2 separate regions of the Homo sapiens genome follow, and region 1 is linked to region 2. A link is a loop called in an ENCODE intact Hi-C map of the cell type or tissue named here. Cell type or tissue: heart right ventricle. All regions are shown on one strand. Links, peaks and the distances in the headings refer to the core of each region. The heading gives the core; the rest is flanking DNA.

Region 1 (6,827 bases), core at 1,257-5,256, 1.3 Mb before region 2:
TGGAGCAGCATCAAACTGGGATAAGCCTGGCCACTAAGACCCAATGCAGCTGCAATGGCCAGAGGTTTGGATGAGCCCAGGTTATGCAGGATCTTGTAGCCACATGAGCAGGTCTTGGTTCAGTCAGCAGAGCAGGAAGCCTGGGCTTGGGAGGGGAGAGTGGCAGAGCCTCTGTGGTTTAGGCTGAGCCCCTCCTGTGTGAAGGATGTGGTATAAATGTGGGAGGCTGCAGGGCAGGGAGGCTGGCTGTTGAGAGGCTATGCAGAGGCTCAGCCGAGAGACCAGGAGGGTCTGAACTAGGCAGGGGAAGTGGGAGCGGGAGGAGGGGCACGCTCAAGAGACAGCCAAGATGCAGGATTGACAGGACTCAGCAGTCTTAGAAGGCAAAATGCCCAGGGGATGACAGCAGCGCCTCATGTTTACTCAGTACAGGTTTCCCCAGTACTCAAGACAACTCCTTCTAATGGGTAGAGTCAGTCTCCCTGTCTGAAGGGCCGATCCTAGCACACAAGGGGGTAGAGTGCCTTGGCCATGACCAGATTATTTATTCACTTATCATTTCTTACCTTGTTCTAGTAAAGGCTTTGAGTGGCTTCCATGAATACATGAAATGAAGCCACAGAACACCAATTTTCTTTTTTTTAAGGAGGAAGAAAAAGATGGAGAAGCTACCATTGTATACTAACTCTAATAACCACACTTTTTTCCTAAGATAGGCCATACATTCAGCTCTGAACTTGCTAGCGGCAGATAAAAAGGGAAACTTGATCAGTGATATTCGATGCAAACTAGATAACAGTTTAAAAAACAATTCACTTGGGAGAAGTACAACTACTATTAGTATGAAAACTGTGGATGTCTTCAGCAGATGACCCCAAGCAACCTAATGGTCAATGTCCTCAAGAATGTCTGTAGAGTAAATGCAATAATAAATCTTATAATGTTTTTTTCTTGGTTTTGGCAAAAGCGGCACACCAAAATGCAACTCAGTAAAAGCTACTCTCCAGGGATGTGGTTGTTGGTGGTAACAAGACCCCATCTGCCTTCTGGTCTGGCCTTATGGAAGGATACATTTTAGAATAAGTGCAAGAGGTACTGGATGTCCTTTAAGCCTCTGCCCATGAGCGGTGTGTATATCAACTGAGTTTAGGACAACCATTGAGTCATAATGAGTTTAAGGTTGTGCTTCCGTATGAGATCCCAGTGGCTACTCTCGGGTGCCCTGCTCAATGAAGTGAACATACTTCAAAGCAATTTTGCTGCAGAGAGGTTAGTATTAGCTGTGAAAGTTCAGTCACTGAAACATCTGTGACCCTACCTGCCACATAGCACGTCTACCACACTCCATTCACCTCGGCTCATGCCCTCCTTGGAGGGAGGCAAGGAACCAGGTAGAAGGAAGTCATGCAAATCAAAGCTAAGGGATTATGTGGAGAGGAGCAATCAGGGAGACTTCCAAGAGGAGGTGATGCTGGAGCTGAGCCCAGACGAACTACAATAGTCAAAGAGGGAGAGAGAGGGGACAGTGTGGAGCAGTGTTAAACAACGGCACTGCAGCTGTGCCAGCCCTGACATTCCTTCAAAGTGTGGCACCTGCTCCTGCCCCAGGGCCTTTGCACATGCTGTTTCCGCTTCTTGGAATGCTGGTCTTTGAATCCCTGGCCTGGCCTGTTCTTTTTCCTCCTCTTTCAGGTTTTAAGTGCCTCTCTTCTGACTTCTGGTCACTTTTCTGATTTAACCACACTAGGCTGAAGTCTCCATCATCTGCCTTCCCATCACACCTTGTTCTTTAACTTTTTAACCCTTAACATGACTGCCAAATGTGGTTATCTGTCTGAAAGTTGACTTAACATGTCACCTCACTGGCCCATCAGTTTTGTTCTTTGCACACCAAGGACCTCTCCAGGTGCCTAGCACACGGTATGTGTTCAATGAATAGATCCTTCATGGGTGGGTGAGCCAAATCAACAGGTCCTAGTCATGAGCTCGCAGAGACCTTCATCTGAGAGCTGCTCTTTGATTCCATTTGTGCACAGAGAGGAATGGGACTTGAGGCCCCTCTGGTGGCACCATAAGGGTCTGTACAGGAAGACAGTCCTCAGGCAGGGGGATGACCAGATGGCTATGTTGGCTAAAATCAAACCTCATCTCAGCACCTGGTGGCACTTCAGCTTTGAGCAATAATCCTTGTTCCCTGCTATAGGGTTACTTTGTTTTCTCCTGAAGGATTTGATTTCTGGCCTCATCTCCCAGCCCAGAGCTATTTCTAACAAGCCATGTTGGTCTTGTCCTCTGGCCAAATGTCCATACCCCTAAAGCGAGGCTCCCTTCCGTTCAAAAGTCTGCTGCTGTCCTGGAGTTGAATGAGAATCTCTGGGACTTTCCGCTTCTCCAAAAGCAGTGTGGGGTTCCTCCAGAAACTGCAGTTCTCTCTCTCCAGGTGCGTGGATGTGATGATAGCCAGACTCAAGCCAAGCACCATCAAGAAATTCTACGAGGCCGGCTGCAAGGTGAGAACAACCCAGACGGGGCACATCGCCCCTTGGGGGGGCCTTCAGGAGCAGCCTAGATGCTGGGATTTTACCCACCAGGCCTACTTCCCCCCAGAATATCTATTTGAAGTCATCAAATATTTTATTTTGCCACATGAACACATTTGTGTGTTTTTTTTTTTAAACCATCATTTTATTTTTTTAAAGGATGTTTTAACACCAAAAAAATAGAAAGACTTTAATCTTAGATGGGGGAAGAAGCAGCATAGCCTTTCTCACCGAAACAGCCGAAGACCTTCCAGAACATTCTTGCTGGAGTTGTGAGGTCTAGATTCACCTGGGTCTAATCAGTGTGTCAGGGTTAGGAATAAATGATAGAATCCAACCTCATTCTCAGAGGAGAAAACAGAGCCAAGGAGGGCAGCAGCCTGCCCAGGGGAACCAGCTGGGTCCAAAGCCCAGGCCTCCTGACTTCAGCTCTCTCTGTATGGCCACCAGTGACCTGGGGGGGGATACCAAGCAGCATGCCACAGTTCTCCCATCATCGCGTCCTCCCCTTCGCCCCACTGGTAATTCCAAGGCCACTTGTGGTGGAAACTGCATCCTGGTCAGCATTTCTCAGCAATGCTTGGGCTGCAGAAGGACCCCAGGCCCAGAAGCTATTCGAGGTGTACTGAAGCTCTCTCAAGGTCCCTGGCTCTAAGACGCCTTTTCCACTTTCTCTGCCCTTCAATTCCTGCTTTTTGGGTGTGTTCATAGCCTCAGAACTCCTGCGAGGTACACCCCTTGGGCCCTCCATGATCAGCCACTGACTTGAACTAGTGGGCAAAGCCTATGGTCAGGTTGCCTGGGTTTGCATCCGGCTCTGCCACTTACGAGTTGTGTGACGACAGGCAAGAGCAGGAACCTGGGAGCGTCAGTTTCCCCACCGGTGACCTAGGGATAACAGTGAACCCACCTCATAGGTTTTCGCTGAGGATTGATTTAAATCAACTGAGTGCAGCGCCTCGAGCATAGAAAACACTTAGAAAAGGTATCTGCTGTAATTCATGTATTTTGTAGAAAAGGTTTGAGCGCCTCTGCAGTGACTCTCCCTCTGAGCACACGTGTAGTGTCGTCTCAGGCCAGCAGAGGGTGCCAAGAGCTCAGGACTTCCTTCATCAACTGGCTTTTTTTTGTCTTAGTACAAGGAAGAGCAGCTCACCACCGGCTGCGAGAAGTGGCTGGAAATGAACTTGGTTCCTCTAGGGGGGACGCAGATCCACCTCCACAAAATCCCACAGGACCTGCTCCACAAAGTGCTGAAGTCCCCCAGGTCAGAGCTGGCTCCCAGGGTGCGGCCCCTGAGAGGGGGATGGGAGAAAGTAGGGGCCAGGCTGGGGAGGGAGGTGCTCTGATGGAGGCTGCACCCCCACCTTAAGCTTCCTGCCCTCCTGGACAGCTGAGCCTTGGCTGGGGCTGGAACTCAGGGTGCTGTGTGTGGGGCTGGGGAGAGGGCTCCCTTCTCGCTCCTTCTTGTGGGTAGGAACCCTCTGAGTACCTGCTGTCTCAGGTATTTTCACCTGGGTGCGAAAAATGAAAGACTTAATTACCTAAGTAATTTTTAGAAAAAATCCTGACAACATCAATGCACATTCATTTTAGAAAATGAAATCTCTCACCCTAAATCAGCTTACATCTCCGGCGCTGGCACCTCTGCTGAATAACTCTACACCCACGTATCTGATCGCCTGCTTGACCTCTCTGACAATTAAGATTAAAAGCCATCTCTCGGTGCCCCTGCCCTGTCCTGCACCCCAACCCTGCCCCCAGTGTTCCTCCACCATCTGACTAGCGGATCAAGCTAGACCCTTGATAGTCCTGGACGCCACTTTGACCATACCCCAACCCTGAGGTCATTTCTACTTCCAAATCAAGTCCAGCGCTATGGGCCTCGCTCCATGGGTAGCAGCCCCAGCCCAAGATCGGAGGTCCAATGTCTCTTATTTTGGACCAAGGTGACCTCTAACTGTCTTGCTTCTGGTCTGGACCCCCTTCTAATCGCATCTCTAGCCAACAGCCTTTGCCTCTGGTGACCTGGCTCCTTCAACTCACACAGCATAAGTGCAGCCACGGGGCCCCCCCTGAAACTTCCCTGATGAACACCTCCCCATACCGGGCCTTGGTTCATGCCCATCCTCCTACCTGAAATGCCTGTCCCCTGCCAGGCTCCTTCTCCCTTACAGAAATTCATGGAGATGTTTCCCAATGCCGGGCTTTTTAGGTTATTTCTAATGTTTTACCAATATAAATAGCACACTGGTGAACATCCTTCAACATTTGTCTTCATCTCAGATTCTTTCCCACATTAAATTCCTAGAAATGAAGTTACTAAGTCAAAAGAACTTTCTATTTTGTGTTAGTCTCTTAAACATTTTTATTTGAAAATAATTTCAAATTTAACGTTGCAAGAATAATGCATAGAATATATACAATATATAATGCATAGAATATATGCAATAATGCATAGAATATATATTCTATGCAAAGAATATTTGCATAGAATATATACACAATAATGCATAAAATATATAGTTACACCCAGTACTGCCAATCACCCTAGAGTTCAATTTCTGCCCTGCTTGCTATATCATCTGCGTCTCTACGTGTATCTACATATACACTTGTTTTTTCTGAACTATTAATATTAGGGAGTAATTTGCGTTTATTAAGTTCCTTTACTCCACATGCTTCAGTGTTTATTTCCTAAGAAAAAGAATTTTTGAAAAATATAACTATAGTGCAGTTATCAACTTTAAGAAATTTACATTGATGTAATACTTTAATGTCATTTGCCCAATACTGCCTTTTATAGCATTTTTTCTTTCTTCAGTGCTGTTTAGGACCACTTAGTTGTCATATCTCTTTAGGACTCTATTTAAAAGGATCTTGGTACCCATTTCCAAGTTACCAAAATTTTATTACCTCTGAGTAAATTTCAAAAGTGAAAACTAAATTATGCTGAAAATCCTAGTAGAATATTAGAAAATGAGGGTTTACTCATGTGTATGTGTGGAAAGTGTTCTGATTTCAGAAATTAGATTTGGAAAGATTTATTCTACTGTTGATGTGAATTGGCTATGTAGCATGCAATGCCCTCACGTTTACAGAGATGGGAGGCAGGTAGAACAGAGTTCTGGGACAGAGGGAAGGAGACCATATTCTCTAGGAAGCCTCCAGGAGTCCCAGCCTCATGCCAGCCCAGGGCACTGGCTCACTCCTAAAGTCATTCCGTGGTGTTCTCTGCTTTTCCCCACTCAGGTGCTCCCCCACTCCCCAGCGGAGCAAAGGTTGCGCAATTGTTGAGGAAAAGATAAACATGGCATCCCTTAGACTTTTCATAACATTGTCCCTCCCTTGGAAAGGCTGAGCTGTCACACCCTGGCAGCATTAACCAAGAAAGGAGAAAAAAATGTCTGACCACAACCGGAAGGTTAGCGGTGGGATAAGCCTGACAAACGTATGCTGGGCAGAAAAAGAGGTCAAGAGCATTACGTGTCAAGTGTCTAGACTCATCAGCTTGGCAGACATGACTGATGTGGAAAATGGGTCCTGCTCCTCCGGCCCCTCCCCAGGAGCTGTCTGCACAGACAGTCCAGGGCTATCACTGAAGGGAAAAGAGCCCTGTGTGGCTTCAGGCATGTCATCAGCCATGTGCCCACGCTGACCACTCCCCAGGCTCTGCCCACATCTTCTGAGGTTGATCTCCAGTGGCTGCCTTTGTTAAAGCTTGAGGGAGGTGGGAAACGGTTCAGGAAGAGGGGGGCTTGTTAGAAGTTTCACTGGCTAGGGCTTCTCATATTAGGGTGCTTGTGAGTTTCAGGCTGCTGGCCGGTGGATTTGGCACCATGACCCACAGCTGTTTCAGAATGCACCTTTCTCCAACTAACATTTTGGTGTGTGCTGTGTGCTATGTGCACTCTCCCTTTCTATCCCCACCACCCCACGTGGTGGTCACAGTTATTATCCCTGATATAAGAGGGCTAACGATGGGCAGGGCAGGGCCTCCACTGGCTCCAAAGTCCACGTCTTGCCCTGTGTGCTGCACCCCTCGTCGTTGGTCATGGAGGCCAAGGCTACCAGCAACTAAAAGGACATAGTGAGAACCGAGTGGTCCCAAGGAGTCACGTGGCCCCGGAGTGGGATGTGTGGAAATGCAGACTCCAAGGTCAGGGGTGGAGTGGCCCTTGGCTTGACTTATCAGCCCCTCCAGCTGTGGGGCCAATTCCCTGTTTGTGGTCACATGTGTTTGGAACAACGTCCATTTCTCAGCAGATGCTGCAGCTTCTGGGCCAT
Region 2 (7,778 bases), core at 2,171-6,170:
CCTGTTGTACTGAATCCCTGCTCAAGGCCACATCAAGGATTTTGAATAAAATAAACGACGGCACCCGGGGCACTTTTAGAACTGGCAAAGTGCACCTGGAGTTAAGCACCCACCTTTTGCACCTTCTCAGTTGTTTTGAATAAGATTCCAATTCATAAAAATGCATCTGACATTTGTTGAGCCCCAACCGTGGGCCAGGTGGACTTTGCTGCCTTCTCATGGTGGATTATTTTGGCAGTTCCTCAAGACAGATGCACCTTTTGCAGATGAGGAAATTGGACTTGGAGAAGTGACCTGATTTGCCCAGGGATGCTCAGTGGGCAGGTGGAATGGGGGCTTGGACCAGAACCAAGCACACTGGCTGCCTTCTGTGGGTTGTGCCCTGCTCCTGCCAACCTGGGTCTTGAATCTGCTTGGAAGTACAGTTGGCAGTAACTCACCCAGGGGTGTAATCCTCTCTCCCACATAAGACATCTGGCTGGGGGAGAAGGAGGGTGATCACTCTGCTCCGTCATCGCATTCCATCATTTACCGCTTCAAACTGTCCTGTTTAAACCTCTTCTCTTCCTACCCAGAGATGGACCTCCACATTTACTTCAAGGGCTGATGAGCAAACCACCGTCTCCACCTGCCTCCTGCGCAGGTGCCCCAGGGGCTTGCACTGTCCCCATGCACTCACTACGTACTCACGGGGAGACACTCCTGGGGCACCCAGCACCTGCCCAGTGCAGTGCCTGTCCAGGGCTGGGGTCAGGGACCGAGATACCTTTGCAGAATAGTGCTTGGTTTGAGTTGTCCCCAGGTACAGAGGGAGGTCAGGAGACAGGAGAATGGCAGGAGGGAGGCTGGCGAGGAGCCAGGGCCTGGTCCAGGGCTGGTGCCAACCTCAGAGTGTGAACCGCATGCTGTGGGCCTTTGGAGGCTTAGAAGCCATGGGGGAAGTGACCCAGGCCTCTGCTGATTCCAGGTTCCCAAAGACACAGCTGACAAGCCTCACCCTGAAAGGGGCTTCTTTGAGGGTTGAGAAGAACAAAGCGGGAGGAACTGTTTTGTCTTCGTGGCTGAAAAGATTTGCAGCCCCAAAGGAGCAGCAATGCACAGCTCATCCGAGAAAGCATAAACCGCTGAGAACATTCTCCCCTTCCGAGGGTCCTTTGAAAATGAACAAGCCCCAGTGTACCGGAAACACAGTGCAGACCCCTGGATGCCACCTTGTAAACAGGGCCGGGGGCATGTCCAGCTCTGCTCTACAACAATCGCCCTGTGTTGTGGGGGAGTGTGGACAGACCCCATGCTCCCGTTCACTGGAAGGCAAGCGAGAGTTAAGTTTCCTGGACTTCTTCTGAGCACCATTATCCGGGGGTAGCGGGCGTAGCCTCCAGAGCCTTGGCCTGTGCAGGTGTTTGCCCCGCACTTGACACTCCCCAACCGGGTGACGTCTCAGGTGTCCGAGGGGGAACTCCATTCCTGCAGCCCCACCAGGCTCGCCGAAAGCCTGGGCACCAGCATGCCTCGGGGAGGGCTGAGCCCCAGGCCCGGGAAGGGGTGCCTAGCTGACCCTGGCGTGTGTGTCCTCCTGGCTCACCTGGGGCACCCTGCCTCCCTGTTGGTGTTGTTCTGTCCAGCTCTGTGACCGCCCCACTCTCAACAATGAGGCGGCCTGTGGTCCTCACTGGCCAAATGGACTCTCCTCTGGGAGTTTGAATCTGTAGCAGCCACCCAGAGAAGGAGGGTGGGTGGACTCCCAGGAGCTCCCAGCCCTCTGAAGCCCAGTTTCATCATGGACTATCCAGTATCCTCCCAACATTTGCCTTAAGTTTCCACCAAGAATCTTAAATGGAACAGAAGATTTGGGGCAATGACATCCACCAGGGTGTCTCTCAGAAACATGCTGATGGGACCATGGAGGGCCTCATGGAGGCGGGGTCTTTTCCTCTGGGCTCTGACAGATAAAGGCATTGAGAGGTGAAGTAGGGAGGGGGTAACGCTGCTGCCAGGTGGGAAGATGGGGCCCCAGCAGTTGCTGGCTCCTCCGTGCAGTCCCCTGACCTCCTGCCAGAAGGGGGGCAAGGGGGGAGCCCTCCTGAGCCAGGGGCCATGCTTGGTGTGTCTCCTTTGACTGAAGTCACAGGACTGTTCCACCCAGAACAGCAGGGTTGGGGGAGCCTGGGCACCAGCATGTCTTGGGAGGGCTGAGCCCCAGGCCAGGGCAGGGGTGCCCCATGTCACCATCCCTCAGCCCAGCATGGCAGACTGACCATTTGCCTCAGTTTCTCTAATGCCATCTGCTCTTCACCTGAGTCAAGGGGATAAACAATTTAGAAAAACAAAGCCCCCGAAAAATGCAATCTCAGCATTAGGCATGGTGTTATAATAGAGACAGCATACAAGAGACTGAATTCTAGAAGCTGCAATCAACAGGCCGACTCCCTCCCCAGGGGCATCAGGGGCTGCCGGGGGTATCTTGGGCCCACTTACGCACGGGCATTTCAGGGGTCACAGGAGGTGAAAAAGCAGGCTTGGCTTCAGGTTTAAGGACCAAGAGAGACTCACCATGCTGTTGCCCCAAATGGTCACTTTCAAACCCACCAGTGTCCTCCAAAAAAGCTGCTTATATTTTTAAACACCAGGGTCAAATGTTTTAACAATAAATTCTTGTCCCGCAGTGAATAATTTGCTTTAGTTTCTGTGGGATTAGTAGTCATGGAAAGCTAGAGCTTTCCTTGCCTGTACTAACTGTCACTTCTGATGCACTAAGGACAGGATTAGGTACAGCCAGATGACATTTATATACAACAATTTTTCTGCTAATAAAATACCCTACAGATTCTTATGCAGCCCCAGCTTCACATGTCAGAGACTGAAAATAGCTCTAATCCTGACTCTCCCTCCACCCCCAGAATGAGAAGAGCATCTTTTTAACCCCCATTTAACAGTAGAGGAAGCCGAGGTTCAGAGATGGCAGCAGGGAGATCCCTGACTCCCATGGCCAGCCGAACAGGGACTGAAACCCAGGTCTACCCTCGGGGAGGTGACAGGCACCCTCCCACCCTCCTCCCTCTTTCCTTTGAAGGTTCAGTTCCAGATCTTGCCCTGGGTTGAAGCAAGAGATAGTTAAAAAAAAAAAAAAAAAAAAGAGTAAGATGAGGCCTCACCATTCCCAGAACACACTTAGCTTACATTTTCAGGTGTTGGAAGCCCCGGAGCCTCACAGGGGACCACGCCCACTGCCAGGAGCTGCAGCGATTCCCCTTTTGTGGTCAGGGAGGCCGTGGAGCCCTGGGTGACCCTGTGACTTCCCAGGCTGCAGGTGGGATTGAGCCAGGCACTGCGCACGCAGCACTGTGAGCCGCTGGCCCAGGCCAGGCTCCAGAGATGGGAGCTCCGCGGGTTCACAGTCGTCTGTGACAGCAGAGCTGAGGGGAGGACGCAGACCCTGGCCTGACCTTGGGCTACCTCTCAGGGTTAGGCCACTGCCTCTGCTGCAGACCCAGGCGGCGCCCAAAGCCTGGGCGTCCCTCCGCTGCAGTGAAAGGGAAAAGAAAACCGGGCTGCGGTAATGCCTGGAGCCAAAATCTCAGGGAGAAGCCCAGCTCCCGACACCTACCCTCTTAAAGTGCAGTTGGATTGAATGAGGCTAAAGGAAGTAACAGGAACCCCGGCCTGGAGGAAGGAGCACGTGCTATGGGCCTCAGAGGGTGGCAGAGGAGGTCTGCAGGGGCGAGAATCTCGGACAGAGCCGAGGCACAGGTGAGCGGTGCCCGGCACAGCAGCCTGGTAGATGGGATCGGGGCGGACAGCGGGGGAGAGCGGAGAGGGGTCCGCCTGGGTTCACACCCCAACACCCACCAGGAGCCCCTGGGAACCAGTCAGGCCCCCAGCCCAATCCCAGTTTCCCCAGGCCACTGCTGGAACAAAAAGCCTCACTGCAGACAATGGGCCCTTTCTGTAGATGCCCGCTCGGGGCTGGGCACAATCGCCGATTCATAAGCCAGGCAAGGCCCCACAATACCCAGGCTGTGTCCAAGAAGGACACCGACGGGAACTCGGAGAGGCCAGTGTCTTTGGTGGGGAAAGGCTGCTCCCTGGTGGTCCACAGGGGCAGTGCGCATGACCAGGGCTCCCAGACTTCAGGCAAGGATGATGGCGGAGAGACACGGCTTAGAAGTCATCCCACCATATGGACGGGGAAACTGAGGCCCAGAGACATGCAGAGACTTGGCTCGGACTGTTTTCTTCAATGTGAGATAGGATTTGAAGGGGGAAAGTGAAGGAGTTATTTCACCTGATGTGTTAAGTGCGGAGTGAGGTAGGTGGGATTTAGAGGGGAAAGCGAAGAAGGAGTTATTTCACTCAAAGTGCGGAGTGACGAAGATGAAGGAACACGAGGTAGCCGGGCAGTGGGTGCTGAGTTGGCTGACACTGGCTTCCTTCCAGAGCGCAGGGGTGCATCCTTCCGAACCTCGCATTCAGTGACGTCACCTTGGTGATTTGAAGTAGGCCCTGGTGGAAGTATTTACACCATGGACATCAGCAAATGCAACCAAGACCTCCCGCTACCCTGGAGAGCTGGGTTTAAGACATTTGCCAGCACACCACTGCCCAGGGACCAGTCTCAGCTCCAGAGCTGTGGGTTATTGGTAAAGGATGTGATTTCATTGAGCCTCAGTTTCTGTATCTGTAAAGCAGGAATCTATCACTTATGAAATATCCTGTGCAGGCACAATCTTAGGTGTGGAGGATACAATACAACGTAAGTAAGATAAAAGTATCCACCTGTGTGGAGCTTGTATTTTGGTGGGGAGACAAACAAGGGAACTATAATGATATGTCATGTCATAATACATGCAATGATGACAAAGCCAGGTGAAAAGGCGATGATGGTCATTAAGTTCAAGATGGGGAGGGGTTGGGGTGAGGGCTGGCCTGTCTGAGGAGGGGCATTTGCAGTGCTGGAGCAAGCCATGGAGGACAGGAATTGCTCCAGTCAGAGGAACAGCAAGGACAAGGGGCCCAAGACGGCATGTACTAGAGGCTCCACGCATAGAAAAAGCCAGCCATCCCCAGCGCTGTAACTGAGTGGCCAGTGGTGGGAGGTGAGGTCACAGACGCGGAGGGGGCATACATGGGGTGAGCGTTTCAGTCTCAAAGTATGGACAGCCCCAGGGGCTTTTGCAGAACAAAGTGATAAGATCTGATTTGCCATTTAAAATAATCCTTCTGAGTTCCTGTGGGGTAAAAGACTGGAGAGGAGGGTGTGTGAGGTGGGGCCAGGAGCCCAGGGAGCTAGGTCGGGGCCCCTCTGCTAAGTGAACAGGGGAGAACAGTGCCTTGTGGTTTCCTGACATTTAAAGTGGAGGCTTTAAGGTACATGGGTGCCTCACATCTTCAGGCATTCCAGACGCCGCTTCCTCCCGCTCCTGATTGTACAATAACCTTTACCCTCTGTGGGGTATCATTCTGTGTGCATTCATCCTCATCTGGGTCATGTCTCCCACTTACTTGGTGACGACCTGGGGCTTAGAGATACTGTGGAGCCTGCTCAGGGGACACAGCCAGTGAGCAGACACTCAGTCTCTCAGGTTCCAGGCCAGTGGGGCGTGGTCTTGGAGGGTCTGGCTGGTCAGAGTCCCTAATCAGCACCCAGCTCTGGGCTTCCTTTCCACACCTCCCATGCCTCTCTCCATGCAGCTCTTTCCCCAGCTACTGAGACCTTCTGGGCCCTTTCCCTCATCACCGCTCCCTGCCTAGGACCCTTCCAACTTCCTCAATTTCCAACAGGAGTGAATAATCAGGAGGCTTCCTCCTGGGGGATGCCTTTACCTGGATGGGCCTGCCTCAGGCTGTTCTACCTGAATCCATTAACTCCTGAACCATAAACCACAAATTCCCCAGGGCAGGAGTCGTGTTCATCTCTGTGGACTTGAGGGTCTGGCCCTGAGTAGCGGCTTGCACGTGTTGTTAGCAATAATGACAGCTGGGCTTATGATGCAGGTACTGTGTCACGCAAGGTGCTGAGTGCTTTACCTGTGGTGTCTTATTTGACCTTCACAAGCACCCTGAGAGGAAGTTAAGGATATTATCCTTTTCAGCACTGGGTACGTTATTTGTTGGGGACAATGCAAGATAAAAATGTGGAGCCCCTTGTTAAAGATTGTTAAGAATTATTAACAAATTATTTAAAATTTATTAAGAATTTCAACAGCAGAGCATTCAAGCAAGCATGGGTCCATCTAAGTATGACTGTGCAGGTTGAATGCCTATGAAGTAAACTCTGTCCCCATTTTAAGATGAAGAAACTGAGGCTCAAGGAGGTTAAGTAATGTCCCTGGGGGTCATGCAACTAGGAAACAGCAAAGTTGAGATCTGTGTTCTTTATTACAGTCTTTGTAATAGTTAATTTTATGCATCAACTTGACTGGATCACAGTGTGCCCAGATATTTGATCAAACATTATTCTGAGTGTTTCCGTGACAATGTTTTTGGATACAATCAACATTTATTTAATTGGTTGAAGACCTGAATAGAACAAAGAGTTCAATTCTCTCAAGTAAGAGAATTCCTCCTGTCTGACTACTTCAGAATTGGGACATTGGCTTTTTCCTGCCTCTACACTACAACTACACCATCAAGCCTTCAGACATGGAAAGGAACCACACTATTGGCTCTCCTCGGTCTTCAGCTTGCCAACTCAATGCAGATCTTTGCATTTGTCAGCCTTATAACCATGTGAGCTAATTCCCTAAAATAAATGTCCTCATTTAAATGTATTTCCTATTGCTGTTTCTCTAGAGAACTCTAATACAACCCCATACAAAAGTACACCACACTAGAAGAATTGGGTTAAATCGAATTACAAAAAAAAGAAGAAGATTAAACTCATATGCTCATAATTTGGGACTTTCATGTTTGTAATTATCTGCTAAATTCCCTCAATGGCCCATTTCATAGAAGAGCAGAACTCCATGGCTCCTAAGACTCTATGTGCCCCTCAGTCTGTTGCCACCAGGCCTCTTCTCTTGCAACTCTCATGCTCATTGACACATTCCAGCCATGCTGGCCTCCTTGATACTCCTCAACAGGCCAGGCAGGTCCTGCCTCAGGGCCTTTGCATGTGCTGTGCCTCTGCTTGGACTGCTCTTCTCCCACATCTCCACATGGCTGCCTCCCTCCCTCCCATCTTTACTAAGCTGCTGCCTTCCTTGGGAGCTCATTCTGGCCTCTCCATCTCATATGCTCCACCCCTTCACCAGGCTCCCCATCCCCCCTGCCGCCTAGCTCTTATCACCACCTGAGAGGACAGATTTCACTTCTTTTTCTTGTTATTTGTAAGCTCTATCTCCAAGACCTAGAACAGCGGTAAACATGGGAAGTAATTATTTGTGCATAATTAAACAGTTGAGGAAGGGACCTTGGCCCAAACTGATGATGCTGTTTCGAGTGTGCACCCTTCTGCTGGCCCATATCTGCTGGCCCAGCCTGGAGACCAGGAAGCTGCCCAAGGTGATTGAGTCACTCGAACAGCTGCCCCTGCCAGGGAAGGAATGTGCCAGATTCCACTCCCCCAGCATCCTCCAGGGCCCCAGTACTGGAAGGCAAGGCTGCCTCCAGGTCCTGATAATCATAGACTCCTGAGAACTAAAGACCAGCCTGGCTCTGGGAAGAGTCTTAGACCCCTACACACCTGGGGATGTTCTAAGGTCTTTCTAGCTACAAAAGAGTCCGTCTCCTATGTCCTATGAAAGACCCTCCCCAAGGGCTGTAGGACTTTGAGGGTG

Evidence for each region. A loop is a pair of places that touch in the nucleus more often than their neighbours do. Peaks named below come from ENCODE experiments on the same cell type or tissue, not always from the same donor. Only the 100,000 strongest peaks of a DNase experiment are listed, where the experiment ranks them.
Region 1: it touches region 2 in a loop (8-fold over the local background); 5 of 110 quality-filtered maps call a loop at or near these places.

What each region holds. Positions count from the first base shown.
Region 1 is chr10:122,295,328-122,302,154 of GRCh38, forward strand. BTBD16 (BTB domain containing 16) reads left to right here. Exons shown (of 16, transcript NM_144587.5): 8 at 2,441-2,510; 9 at 3,677-3,807. Among named protein-coding and RNA genes, the nearest start is that of BTBD16, 27 kb to the left of the region's middle. In heart right ventricle, for the core only: CTCF peaks have their summits at 3,617 (motif pointing right) and 3,818; a DNase peak (open chromatin) is centred at 3,624; H3K27ac peaks cover 67 bases.
Region 2 is chr10:123,555,444-123,563,221 of GRCh38, forward strand. LINC02641 (long intergenic non-protein coding RNA 2641) reads left to right here. Exons shown (of 12, transcript XR_007062326.1): 11 at 968-4,753; 12 at 6,385-6,770. LOC105378530 (a long non-coding RNA gene) reads right to left here and starts at 3,247. Exons shown (of 3, transcript XR_946395.3): 1 at 3,181-3,247. RefSeq lists an enhancer at 2,904-3,622. In heart right ventricle, for the core only: a CTCF peak has its summit at 4,093 (motif pointing left); a DNase peak (open chromatin) is centred at 4,078; H3K27me3 peaks cover 2,219 bases.